2 separate regions of the Homo sapiens genome follow, and region 2 is linked to region 1. The links are chromatin contacts, found by Hi-C in ENCODE. All regions are on one chromosome and are shown on one strand. The core of a region is the stretch at or near the end of the contact, and the rest is flanking DNA. Distances in the headings are between cores, read along the strand shown. Region 1 holds the start of AFP (alpha fetoprotein). Region 2 overlaps RASSF6 (Ras association domain family member 6).

What was found. A loop is a pair of places that touch in the nucleus more often than their neighbours do. Pooled maps may share reads with other maps.
Region 2: a loop to region 1 is called in a pooled map, with 2.4 times the contacts of the local background. The contact joins the enhancer-like site here to the promoter of AFP in region 1. A Hi-C loop is called at or near these places in 3 of 37 single-sample maps with no recorded cell type and 4 of 50 pooled maps.

What each region holds. Positions count from the first base shown.
Region 1 is chr4:73,433,154-73,439,389 of GRCh38, reverse strand. It overlaps AFP (alpha fetoprotein), which reads right to left and starts at 3,169. Exons shown (of 15, transcript NM_001134.3): 1 at 3,043-3,169; 2 at 2,179-2,230; 3 at 1,084-1,216. The coding sequence starts at 3,127. RefSeq lists enhancers at 3,280-3,302, 3,143-3,339, 3,329-3,349, promoters at 3,143-3,339, 3,143-3,425, 3,143-6,236, a cis regulatory region at 3,340-3,571 and silencers at 4,932-4,962, 4,586-4,992.
Region 2 is chr4:73,571,540-73,577,775 of GRCh38, reverse strand. RASSF6 (Ras association domain family member 6) reads left to right here. Exons shown (of 11, transcript NM_177532.5): 9 at 1,045-1,163; 10 at 1,269-1,366; 11 at 1,466-6,226. The coding sequence ends at 1,541. Among named protein-coding and RNA genes, the nearest start is that of RASSF6, 46 kb to the left of the region's middle. Within about 2 kb of position 3,860, at least 2 of the 41 ENCODE cell types and tissues checked have a DNase peak (open chromatin) inside an H3K27ac peak, as active enhancers do.

The DNA.
Region 1 (6,236 bases), core at 1,920-4,419:
TTTTGTCAATTCATAAATTTCAAAGTTGGAAAGAACTTAAACTATATCCTTAAAGGAGCATCTCTTCTATGATATTCCAGGTACATTGTCTTTCAGCCACCTAATTAACCCCACCATAACAGAGTATTCTCTGGGCATGTTGTTTTATAATTGGAGAGTTCTAATCATTATCAAGTTTGTTTCTATGTTGAGATAAAATAAATAATAAATATTATTTGTTGAGCTTCTACAATGAAATATCCTTATACTAAGAAAAGTATTTAGTGTTTATCTAAAATTCAGATTGAACTGGGTATTATGTTTTGTTGTTGTTTGCTAAACCTGGCAACCCTAACGATGTGCTATGCATCTTACATTCACTATAGTTATAGTGTAATGAAGCTACTAAGACTGTCAATTTTAAGCCAGATGGTCTAGTTCAAATCCTGGCTCTGCCATTTGGTGGTTCCCATAAGAAAGTTACTTAAATTCTCTGAGCCTCAGCTTCCTCAGTTGGAAGATTAGCATCTATCTTCAAGGATTATTTTAAATGTTTAATAAATAAATATAGGTAAGCAAAGCTGATATCCTGCCCAGAAGCCCGAGCCAGCATCTCTTGACTCACTGGACAACCATTCTGATTCATCAGTGCTATCTATCCCCTATGTCATAAAATATTTTTATTATCAATATACACATTATGCTCCCTAGAATAATGCCAGTCACATTGTGTGTATAATAAAAGTTAGCTACTATTGCTGTTATATCAATTTCCATGCTAACTATGAAATGGGAGCTATTATCATCCCTTATTTTACAGATAAGAAAACTGAAGCTCAAAAAAGTTAATATGCCCATAGTCATCAAGATAATCTTATTTCAGAACCTTAGCTCTCAGTCATCATATTTATATGGTCTCTTTATAATAACTACCTATTGTTCTCTTCTGCCCTCTTTAGCAATTCAGAATGAATCTAATCCCTCTTTCATACAATAGCTCTTCAAATATATAAATGCATTTTTCACTGCTATTTTTGTATCTTCTCTTCAGCATGCTAAATTTTTGTCAAATATCACAATGCTTTTTTAAAATTATTCACTCACCTGGTTTTCTAAACACCCTGAAGACTGTTCATCTCCAGTGGGTTTCTCAATTGCAGTCAATGCATCTTTCACCATTTTGCTTACTTCCTTGTAAGTGGCTTCTTGAACAAACTGGGCAAAAAATATGGTAGCCCTGAAACAAAAATACGTGTGAATCCTTAAGGAACAGACCTGCAGCAAGCTTATTTTTCTCAAGTATAGTTTTTCATTTGTTTGTTTTGTTTTCTATTTATGTTGTAATCTGTTTAGACATTTGATTTGTAAAATTATGTAAAATTAGCTTCCAGGTCATCTGAGAAGAAACTTTAGTCTTTTTCTTGTTTTCTTTTGCCATAAATATACATATAGATGTTAAAGGCTAAAATAAGTGGATTTCCCATAAGAGTGGTTTCTCCTTCTGTGACCATCCATCTACTGTAATGTACCCATAATTGAGGGTATCTATATTCTTTATGGTTACTTTTAAATTTAAGCAAAAAAAAATTGGTAATTAGACAGACCTCTAACAGTGTCTATTCCCAGTATGATCAAGGTCTAAAACCCAAGACTACAGTGCTCATGGATTGACTCAAAGCAATCCTTATGCAGGTTTGGATGTGCAAGGAGTAACAGCAACACACTACTTTAAATTCTTTGTTAGAAATTTTTAAAATGTGGAATGGAAAGACATCCAAGAGACTAACATACTCTCCACAAATAACAGCAAATAGAATATTTTATCACCTATGGTTTGCTGCTAAGATTTAAATAGTATACAGAAAAGAAAACATTATAATATCACCCTGTTGGTACTGATGAGAAAAATTCCTGAATTAGTATATGGCTGTCACTGATCAGACACTAATCTTCAGTTTCTAAAATCTGATTTGGTTTGACTCATGAGATTTCAAGGAATCAAAAGGTCAATGTCGAAGACATTAGTCAACAGTTTAACCTCTTCAACATCAAGTTGATATTCAGTATGAGTAACTTTTCTTGAAATTGTCCAAATTGCTTTTGTGCTTTTAAGAGCTCACAGGGGTACCCAATTTTATTTAAGTATTTACTTATCCTTGCTTTACACATTTAAAGTACATTTATATAAGCAAAACTTACAGGTCAGCTAAACTTATCTCTGCAGTACATTGGTAAGAATCCAATATGGAAGCTGGAAAGCAAAATAAACTTCATGAAACGTGTTTTCAACTGCAACCAAGAAAGTAATCATTGTTACATATGAATGTTTGTGTTTCAGTTAGAACTGTACAGTTTCAGAATTAAAAGAACATTAGGGATAACCTAAGCATCTTAATTTTATACTTGAGGAAAAGAAAACTAGGAAACTAAGGAATGAAGTTAACAAGCATAATTTATAGTAGACCTATCACTAAAATCCAGATTTTGTCTTCCAGTTGTTTGGTTTTTCCCTGTACTGTAGTGCTGTAACTGTCCTGAAAGTCAAATGGTTAAAAATATATTTCAGGCATTCTTTTGAACATAGTTATACTACGGTTTGCCATTCATATCCCAGTCACAATATTTCTTCTTCAGACCATCAAATAATGACCCATTTTTCTGTATTAAAAACAAAGATTTTATCTATTTTACTAGTCTGAGGGAGTTATGTGAAGGAGCATAATTCTGGCTTCTTCACATATAAAATTTTATTTATATTCATATATATGTACATATATGTGTATATATATAATTTTTCAAAGTTAATATGCATACCATTGAAGTGTAAAAATTAATTCAACATGAAACATACAAACCATTCATCCATTAAACACTGCTATAACTTTGTAAACCTCTTGTAAAGTTACAAGTTTATCTTTCATTTAAATATATCCATCAGTTAAATATTTTTTCTCCATGTGGAATAATAAATATGAATAATAAATCAAGACAAATTAATGCAAATTTTATAATTTAAAAAATTTTGATATAGAGAAAAGACAAGAAAAACACAAAATATCTCACCTATTCCATATTCATTTCTATGCAGTGTTCTGGATTCAGTAAAATTTAGTAGGAAAATTAAAAAAATTGATTCCACCCACTTCATGGTTGCTAGTTATTTTGTTATTGGCAGTGGTGGAAGCACAATATGGAAAATCATGCTGAAATTCTTTTATACTCTTTTCAGGCAATGCCTGTTAACTAGTAACCTTTTGTTGGTATATCTGTTACTTTATGGTATTTCCTTAGGTTGAAAATGGGACATTTGCCAATAATTAACAGCATAGCGGTTATTTGTATTTTATGTTCAAGGACACAGAGCTCTTTGGGGCAGAAAAAAAAAACTTGCAAACTTATTTTATTTTGCAAATATAACAAATATTCTCCTCAAACTACAGAATATTCAAAGAGATGACTTGTCCCTAAGTTGCAGAATAATTAATTTCTCTCAAATTAAGTTAATGAAGCCATAAAGAAAAGACAGCAGATTTGGTATGCAATTCATCTAAATACATTAATTCTTTAAAACTATTAAATGCCTATCATATGCCAGGCACACAAGACATTGTCTGACCAATTCAGACTCTTCATCTTGCAAATATAACAAATACTCTCAAAGTACAAAAAATTCAGAGAGATGACTTGTCCCTAAGTTGCAGAATAATAAATTCATTTCAAATTATCATTGCTTGATAATTATGCTGTCATTGTTTAGCTCAGAAACACTTTTCACTTAATATGTATGTCAATAAGGTACATTTTAAAGTATTTAGTATGCGATGTATGGCTTAACATAGAAAACTTAGAGCACAAGCCCTAATAAACCAAGTCCTATAATAATTTTATTTGCACATGTGTCTTTATAAAGTGGGTCAGGTGCATCATTCACTTAGCAACTCAAGATGATGATGTTAATACTAAATGATGGATGCTAAGAGTGGCTCACCTCCTATCATCCCTGTCTACAAGGGTTCCCGATCTTGGCTACACATTAGAATCACTGGGGGAACTTTTTGAATTCCCAATGCCTAGTCTGTAACCCAGACCAGTTAAATCAGAATCTGTGGAGTTGAGACCCAGGCACCAGTATTTTCTAAAGCTTCACAGGTGTTTCATTATTCTAAAGGTAAGATTATAAAATCAAATAACCCACACCAGGAAATAAATTAATATGGTACATTCATAAAGTAGGGTGATATACAGCCATCAAAATAACTTTGTGGAAGAATATTTAATGAAATGGAAATATGCTCATAATATATTGTTAACTGAAAAACAGGACAAAACAATACATGGAGAGTGCTCTCATTTGTGTATCATTGTACCTCCTCTGTATTCCTCCCACCCTCTAAAAAAAATGTTGAATAAAAGACAGAAATAATGGACAACAAAGTTTTAACATTGGGTTTCTCTAGATGGTAAGATAAGTGAATTTAATTCTATCTCTCTCTCAAAACTTCTTCAATGAAAGAGCAGTATGCAATTTTAAACATAAAATTTTTAAATAAGCTAAGTACAGTACTTAAAAAATAGATCATACTGCAAGCTACTAGGGCACACATTTAAACAAAAAGGGTTTACCGTCAGTAGCACTTCCAGCAAATACAAACATTTATCATAGTATAAACAAGGTCTTCAATGCTAATCAAGTACAATTCCCATTCATTTGTTAGTTTTTGTCCATTTTCTGCTATGCGTGTCTCTCCTAAGTTTTGTCTCCTAAGGAACATGTTAACAAAACAGGCCTTGCTCACGTACTCTCCAGAAAGAGGTAGCACCATCCTTGTCTATCCGTTTGGATTCCAGGATAGTATTTACAAAGTGCAGTTCTTCTACTCTTCCTCAAGGGGGACTTTACTCAAATATATGAAAGCCAAAGTATTTGTTATGAAGGAATACCTGAAAAGCAATAGTCATGAAGTATTAGTTATGAAGAACTGAAATAGAGTTTTATGAAGCAAACTATATAAGCTTGCCCAAGCATGGGCAAAATATCCCAAAGGCTTTCACAGTGTCTGGTTCATAGCCAGGACTCAGCAACATTTGATGAATGAATAATAAATGTATTTGTTCCAACATGGGTTTAATGTAGAGAAAGGGGTTACATTTGGCAAATCCCAGATTCTATAAAGTCTGAAATCTTTATAACTTTACAAAACATATTTCAGCTTTTCTGATATACATATATAGATATAGATATAGATATAGATATAGATATAGATGTAGATATAGATATATCATCTTCAAGGCCAAGTAATCCAATCTGATCATCTCATCAAAAGATTAGAGGGGACAAATGTAAAAATGCCTGGCAAATGGTAGGCCTTTAGTAAATTATGACTATTTCAATATTACAAATATATATATAAAAATACACACACAACTACAAATAATATGTACACATCAAGCCAATGTATGTTGTGTCAGCCACCAGTTCATCAAGATGTCGATGCGACTACACCAGGAGTAACAACTTTTCTATCAGTTCAGGTCCTGTTTGGACTTTTCCTCTGATATTATGCTGGTTTTGTGTCATCCTCCAATCTCCTTCCATATTCTGCCTTACGGAGCAGATGTCTGCATTCCATGCCATATGATCAGAGAGGCAGTATAGCACAGTATTAATCACGTAAAGTTGGGGAACTGGTTTGAATTTTTGCCCTGTCACTTAGCTACATGACTTTGGGTGAGTTAATTCATTTCTCTGGGCTTTATCTTTATCAACTATAAAATAAGGATAGTGATAGTACCTCCTTCATGGTTAAATGAGAATTAAATAAATCAATAAATATAAATGCCTCAGAACCGGGTCTTGCACAAAGTAGCACTCGATAGATGGGGTTTTATTTATTCATTCAATAAAATGTTAAGTCTGCATTCCAGGCACTGTTTTTGGATGGGAATAATCAGCAACAAGAGACAGGCACCATGTAGCTCTTGTTGAGCTTACTGCCTAATCAGAGAAACAGACAATAGTATCAGTAATCACAACATGGTGTGATGGATGCTGTGATTAGTAGAATGAAAAGAGGAACTCATGACATCTTTGGAGGGGTCAGATAAGGCTTCCTGGAGGAAGTAACATCTTCATGGAGATCTGAAAGAAAATTAGAGGTGGGCCAAATGAAGAGGGAGGGTATAGTGTTCCAGGAAAATGTAAAAGGTGGTGGAAAAACCAACCGGTAAGGGAAAACAATGCACACTTAGGGAATGAG
Region 2 (6,236 bases), core at 2,611-5,110, 140 kb before region 1:
TCATGAAGCAAGAGGATGCTAAGCCAAGTTAACATTGGACCTGAAGGTCAAAAGAGGATTCTGGTGGGTGGATGAGAGGAGCTAAGTTGTCAAGGCTCCCAACTGCTTCAGAAATGGCAGAGGAATTAGAACAGTAAACACTGACACTATGTGAACAGGAATGGGTAATATCACTTTAATTGTGGGGAGGCTGGGCTTTTGAGTTCTAGACTCTCTCTTGACTCTTTTCCTGGGATAAGTCCAGCTCAGGGAATGAGAACAGTTCTCACTGTTCTGAAGAAAGTAAGCAAGGTGAAGGAGAGAATGAGGAAATAAGATGAATATAAGGACACTATGTTTTGTTCATGCTTTATTCTGATAAAAATGAAATCCCAGATGTGAAACTACTTTGACAGAAAGCTATAAGTACTTTTGTAGCAGGAGTATTTATATTATAACTTTTGGAAATTTGAAGTTCTGGAAACACACCAGATTGGAAGATATTTTCTTTCTCTATCTCATTTTCATGGCTGAATGGATTAAGCCCAGATGAATGAATAATAAGAATATTATTGATCTCAAAAACCTCATGAATATATTTTTAAAGATGAGCCAAGAATTGGGTGTGGAGCGAGACAAAGGAAGAATTGAAAATAATTACATGGTTTTGGACCTGAAGAACCAGAAAGATGGAATTACATCAACTCAACTTGGAAAGAACCAATAAATATTTGTTGTATGGATGAAGGAATGGTGGAATGAAACCTAAATAATTATTGAGGCATATTGCTTTATAAAAGGCCTATCAGACCGGAGATTTGTTTGAACACTCTAATCAAAGGAAGGCTGAGTTCTTTGAGACATTAATCAAAACTTGAGATACAGTAAGAGAAAGAAGTTCATTTAAGTTTTAATTTCAATTTGCTTTTTTGAGTAATTGCCTCCTGTTGCAGGTGTTATTTTTTTCAAAGTGAGTTAAATACGAAAAATAAATTGGAAAATTATCTTCCTTCTTTTCCTGCAGCATGAACTTCTGATTGTGGTTGATTCTTGTTTTCACTGCAGAACAAAGACGACTAAAGAAGACAGACATTCCGCTACTGCAGAGGCTCCTACAGGGACCTTCTGAAAAGAATGCTCGCATTTTCCTCATGGATAAAGATGCAGAAGAAATTAGCAGTGATGTATGAATACCATCACCCTGAATCTGTTTTTTGCTTCCCTCCTGACTCAGCACCTCTTGCATAATTGTTCTGCTTTCTTTTTTTTTTCTTCTTCTTCTTTCTTAGGTGGCTCAGTACATTAACTTTCACTTTTCTCTCTTGGAATCCATTCTTCAAAGATTAAATGAAGAAGAGAAAAGAGAGATTCAAAGAATAGTAACAAAGTAAGTCAAGAGCATGCACATTGGATACTCCGTTCTTTAATATGTCCAATGCACAAAATATGTCCAATTTTTAATAGTCTTTCTTCTTCTCATTTTCAGATTCAATAAAGAAAAGGCGATTATACTGAAATGTCTTCAAAATAAACTAGTAATAAAAACAGAGACAACAGTTTAGCAGTACAAGCTTCTATTGCTAAAACATTTCAAAAAACTCAGAGATATTACTCTTTGATGAATGCATAAGTTCTGTACTTGCATTTATACGAACATATATGAGACTTGAATCGTAGAAAATTGAATGTCAAAAAAAGCTCATTTCTTTTTGAAGTGATGAGGTTAATTAGGGTTCACAGTTGGACAAAATGAGTTTGAGTTTAGTTTCAGTAACTGAAATAAGCTTGAATACTGCATATGCCAAATAGCTTTTATAGTAAACCATGTAATGAACTCAAATTTAAATGGTGTCTTCAGATAAGCAGTTTAAACTTCATTTAGCTTGGACTCTCAAGAGAACTGAAACATAATCAATGGATTCAGAAATGACTCAGAAAAAAGAAGCTGCCAGTTCTTGGAATGAAAAAGAAATACAGTCTTACACCATCAAGGAATCTACCTGATAGTGACAGTAGCTTCTTGAAAACTCTGGCATTTTCATAAAATCTAGGACTATCTTAAATGGCCTGTTGACTTCTGACTATCTGTAACATCAGAGCTGTCTGGCCTTTGGAAAGGAAAAATTATGGACTCTGTTAAGAAATCCTAATTGAAATTTTCTGAACCTCCCCCCAGCCCTTTTATTCTCTCTCTTCTGCTGATGAAAGACCTTTCATCAGTTCAAAGCTTTTCTTAAGCTCTTTTTTAAGTTAATTGAACTTTTTCTTTATTTATTTTTCAAAAAAATGTTTATATCACATAGACATATTACATCGGCTAAAGTAAGACTTGGCCCACAAATACCTATTTGTTGCTGAATGAATACAATGGATAAAGCAAGGCTGTTGTAGCTGAAGTTACATAGGGAATCCCAAACTCTGCCCTCTTAGCATCTTATTCTACATGACAACTCTCAAGGTACTCACAGATCTGTTTAACCCACTTGAAAAAAAAACACTAAAAATGAAGAAATGCTATAAGTATAAACTATGATTTTATTTATAAATTCTGTATTAAAATGGAATTATATGCAACATTCTTTCATTCTGTAAACTAATTCCATTTGCATTCCTCATAAGCATTGTAGTAAATTGATCATATTACATGTACTAAGGAATGAGATTATATGCAGTAAACCCAACTGGAAGATTAACAATATTAAAATATGAAACATTTTTAAGACAAAGGCATTACTTCTCAGTATTACCAAACCTAAACTGGTTGAAGGTGAAAGTGTGCTATGGCCTTTTCAAGCCTAAGAAGTCTCTCTTACTGAGTAAACCAGAGGCTTGCATCGCTATTCTTTCACCTGTCAATATTAATAAGAAAATAGTCTCATCTCACTTAAATGAGGCAAATGTAATAGTTAAAATTCAACATACTTATAAAAAACTAGTGTCATGTACCTGCCATGAACATGACAAAAGGTTAGTCTTCAATAGACTGAAATGTATAAGAGAAGAACCAAGTCTTACATAGAAAAAAAAGGTAGATATGAAAAGAAAAATCACAGAAGAGAGAATGCAAATGGCCACTAAGTATATGAAAAAAGTCGTATCTTAACAGTGAACAACTGTGTTAGTCTGTATCAATCAGAAGACAGAAACAAGGTAGTAATTTAAACAGGGAAAGTTTAATATAAATAATAATTAAGCTATGATAGGAGAATAATAATAAAGATGAAAAGAGAAGGTACCCTAAGGCTGAGGGAAAGAATCCTAACAAGGAAAGGCAGGAATGAGGGTTTCAGAATTCACTGGAGAAGGTGTGGTTGCAGCCCACTGGAGAGAAGTTTGCTGGCTTGCCCAGGCCAGAGCAGGACCACAGATACTGGACAAGCTGGTACAGCCAACCCCCTAGGTGTGGACCAGCTGAGGCAGGTGGGCAGATATGCAGAGGGACTTGGGGCTTTGCCAAAGGGTAAGCACAAAGAAGGAGTCACGGGTTCTGTTCGAGGCACTGTTGGGATTAGGAGCCGGAGGGACCTACTTTGCAGGAACCTAGCATAACTTTGTGTGACGAGACTGCACAAGACAAAGCTCAGGCAAGTGGCTCAGTAGTTGGCCAGCCCAGCAGGGTCCTCTGTATGAGTGTGCACCCAGCTGAAGAGAAGAAATGGAGAGCAGCAATTGGAGCTTCAGGACCGGCTTGCACTGTGGCTCCAGGTTATACCACCACTGCCCAAAGCAAAAGCTAGAGAAGCAAGTGGAGAAATGCTGGAGAAAGCTGCACCCTACAGGCAACCAGCACTGCAGAAACCACTCCAGGCAAAGTAGTGAAGGAAAAAAGCCTGCTCTCCAGTAGCCTGGCCTGTCAGCCTGGAGGAATCAGGAAAGACCCCTTCCTCTTGCAGTGTGTCTCCAGCGCCCTCTACTGACAAAGTATGCCATCATGCAAGCTGCAAAGGAAACATTTCAAGAGTCTATATCTATTTTCACGGAGCGGGCAACCAACAGTGAATGTGGAGCTGAGAGACAGTAAAATAATAACTGACATGCCACCGAAGTACAAAGTAAAATAAATAAATAAATACACATTTTGGCCTATTAGCAAAGATTAAGAAATGATAACATTAAATACTCAATAAATCACCATGAGATGGGGACTCAAACTTCTGGTAAAAATACAAATAGATATAATTTTTCTTGAAGGCAATTTAGTAGTCTGTTTATCCTATAATTCTACTTGTAAGATCCTATCATATGAAAATAACCAGAGATACAAAGACATTCTGCAAAGATATGTTTTATATTGTTATTTATTGTGACAAAAGGAAATAAAAAGCCTAAATGTTCAGAAAATTATTTTAAAAGATGAAAGAGGGAAATAGGCCATGGACGGTGGCTCACGCCTGTAATCCCAGCACTTTAGGAGGCCAAGGTAGGTGGATCACTTGAGGTTGGGATTTCGAGACCAGCCTGGCCAACATGGTGAAACCCTGCCTCTACTAAAAATACAAAAAATGAGCCGGGTGCAATGGCAGGCACCTATAATGCCAGCTACTCGGGAGGCTGAGGCAGGAGAATCGCTTGAACCCGGGAGGCGGAGGTTGCATGAGCCGAGATGGCGCCACTGCTCTCCAGCCTGGACGACAGAGCAAGACTCCGTCTCTAAAAAAAAAAAAAGAGGGAAATAAACATTTATTTGTATATTGTTATGTAGCCATTAAAATTCTGTTTCCAAGTAATTTTAATTACAGGGGTAAATTCTTATATATCTAAATAAGAATATACACATACACATGTTCCAAAATATTTATTATGTACTTAAGGCATATATATTATATATGTATGTGTGTGTATATATATATGTATTTGTGTGTGTGAACACTAATATTTGCATATATATACACACAAGAAATAAAAACATGTTAAAAATGGCTATATCTGCATTGTAGAATTATGAGTGATTCATGTTTTTCTAACTTCCCTATCTGTATTAAGTGTTCTATAGTTTATATTTGTTACTTTTTACATCAGGAAATAGTAAAGTTATTATTTAAAACTTATGAACAAAAAAGTAACAAGCACATGCAAGCACAGAGTTCTACCAAATGCAAAAAATTTCAAATCAATTATTCAAATGAGACATTAACATCACTTCTGTGGTAGTTTTATATCCATAAAGTCTGATTCTTCTCCTTTGAAGAGATGAAGCTTAATCTTCCTCATCCTGAAAATGGGCTGGACTTAGTGACTTACGTCTTTTTATTTTATTTTTAATTGACAAATAATAATTGTATGTATTTATGGGGTACAATATTATATTATTATATATGTATACATTATGGAATTATTAAATCAAGCTAATTAACATATCCATAACCTCTTATAATTTCTTTGTGGTGAGAACATTTAAAAATGTACTCTTTTAGCAATTAGGGACTTACTTTTAATACAGGAAAATGGAAGAGACTGTGAGACTTTGAAGTAGGTCATAAAAGTCACTGTGGCTTCCTCCTTGCTCTCTCTTGGACCACTTGCTCTGGGGGAAGTCAACTGCCATGTCCTGAGCAGCCCTGGAAAGACCTACATGATGAAGAACTGAGACCTTCTATCAAATGCCAGCAGGGAATTGAGGCCTCCTGTCAACAGCCATTTTAGAAGTAGATCTTCCAGCCTCAGTCAAGCCTTCAGATGACTGCAGCCCTGTCTAATAGCTTGACCGTAATTTCATGAGAGACCTTCAGCCAGAAAACCCAAGGAAACCATTCTGGATTCCTCATCCTCAGAAACTGTATGAGATAAGAAGTGTTTGTTGTAGTACGCCGCTAAATTTGGGGCAATTTGTTACATAGCAATGTATAGCTCATACAATTTCTGGGAAAAAAATAGTTTATTTTCGAATCATTTTTGCATAATGCAAGAATATAAACTTGTCACAGAATAATTTATCCTTGTTTTAGGTGGTCCAAATATTTCATTGTCAGTTATATATTAGCTCAAATTAAATTTTAGATAATATATATTATTATTAATGGTAAAGAATGTGTCACATTTATCTTTATAGCTTTTCTGTACCTAATATTGTGTCTTGTGCGTAGGATGTGCTCAATAAAAATTGATTGAATAAATAAGTGAATGAAAGAATAAATGAATGAGTGAAGGAATTATCTGAAATATTTTTATAAAATTCCCCATATGTATGTATTACTTATTACAAGTCTGGTCCCATAGCTGAAAAAATATTAAACATTATATATATATATATGTTTTTC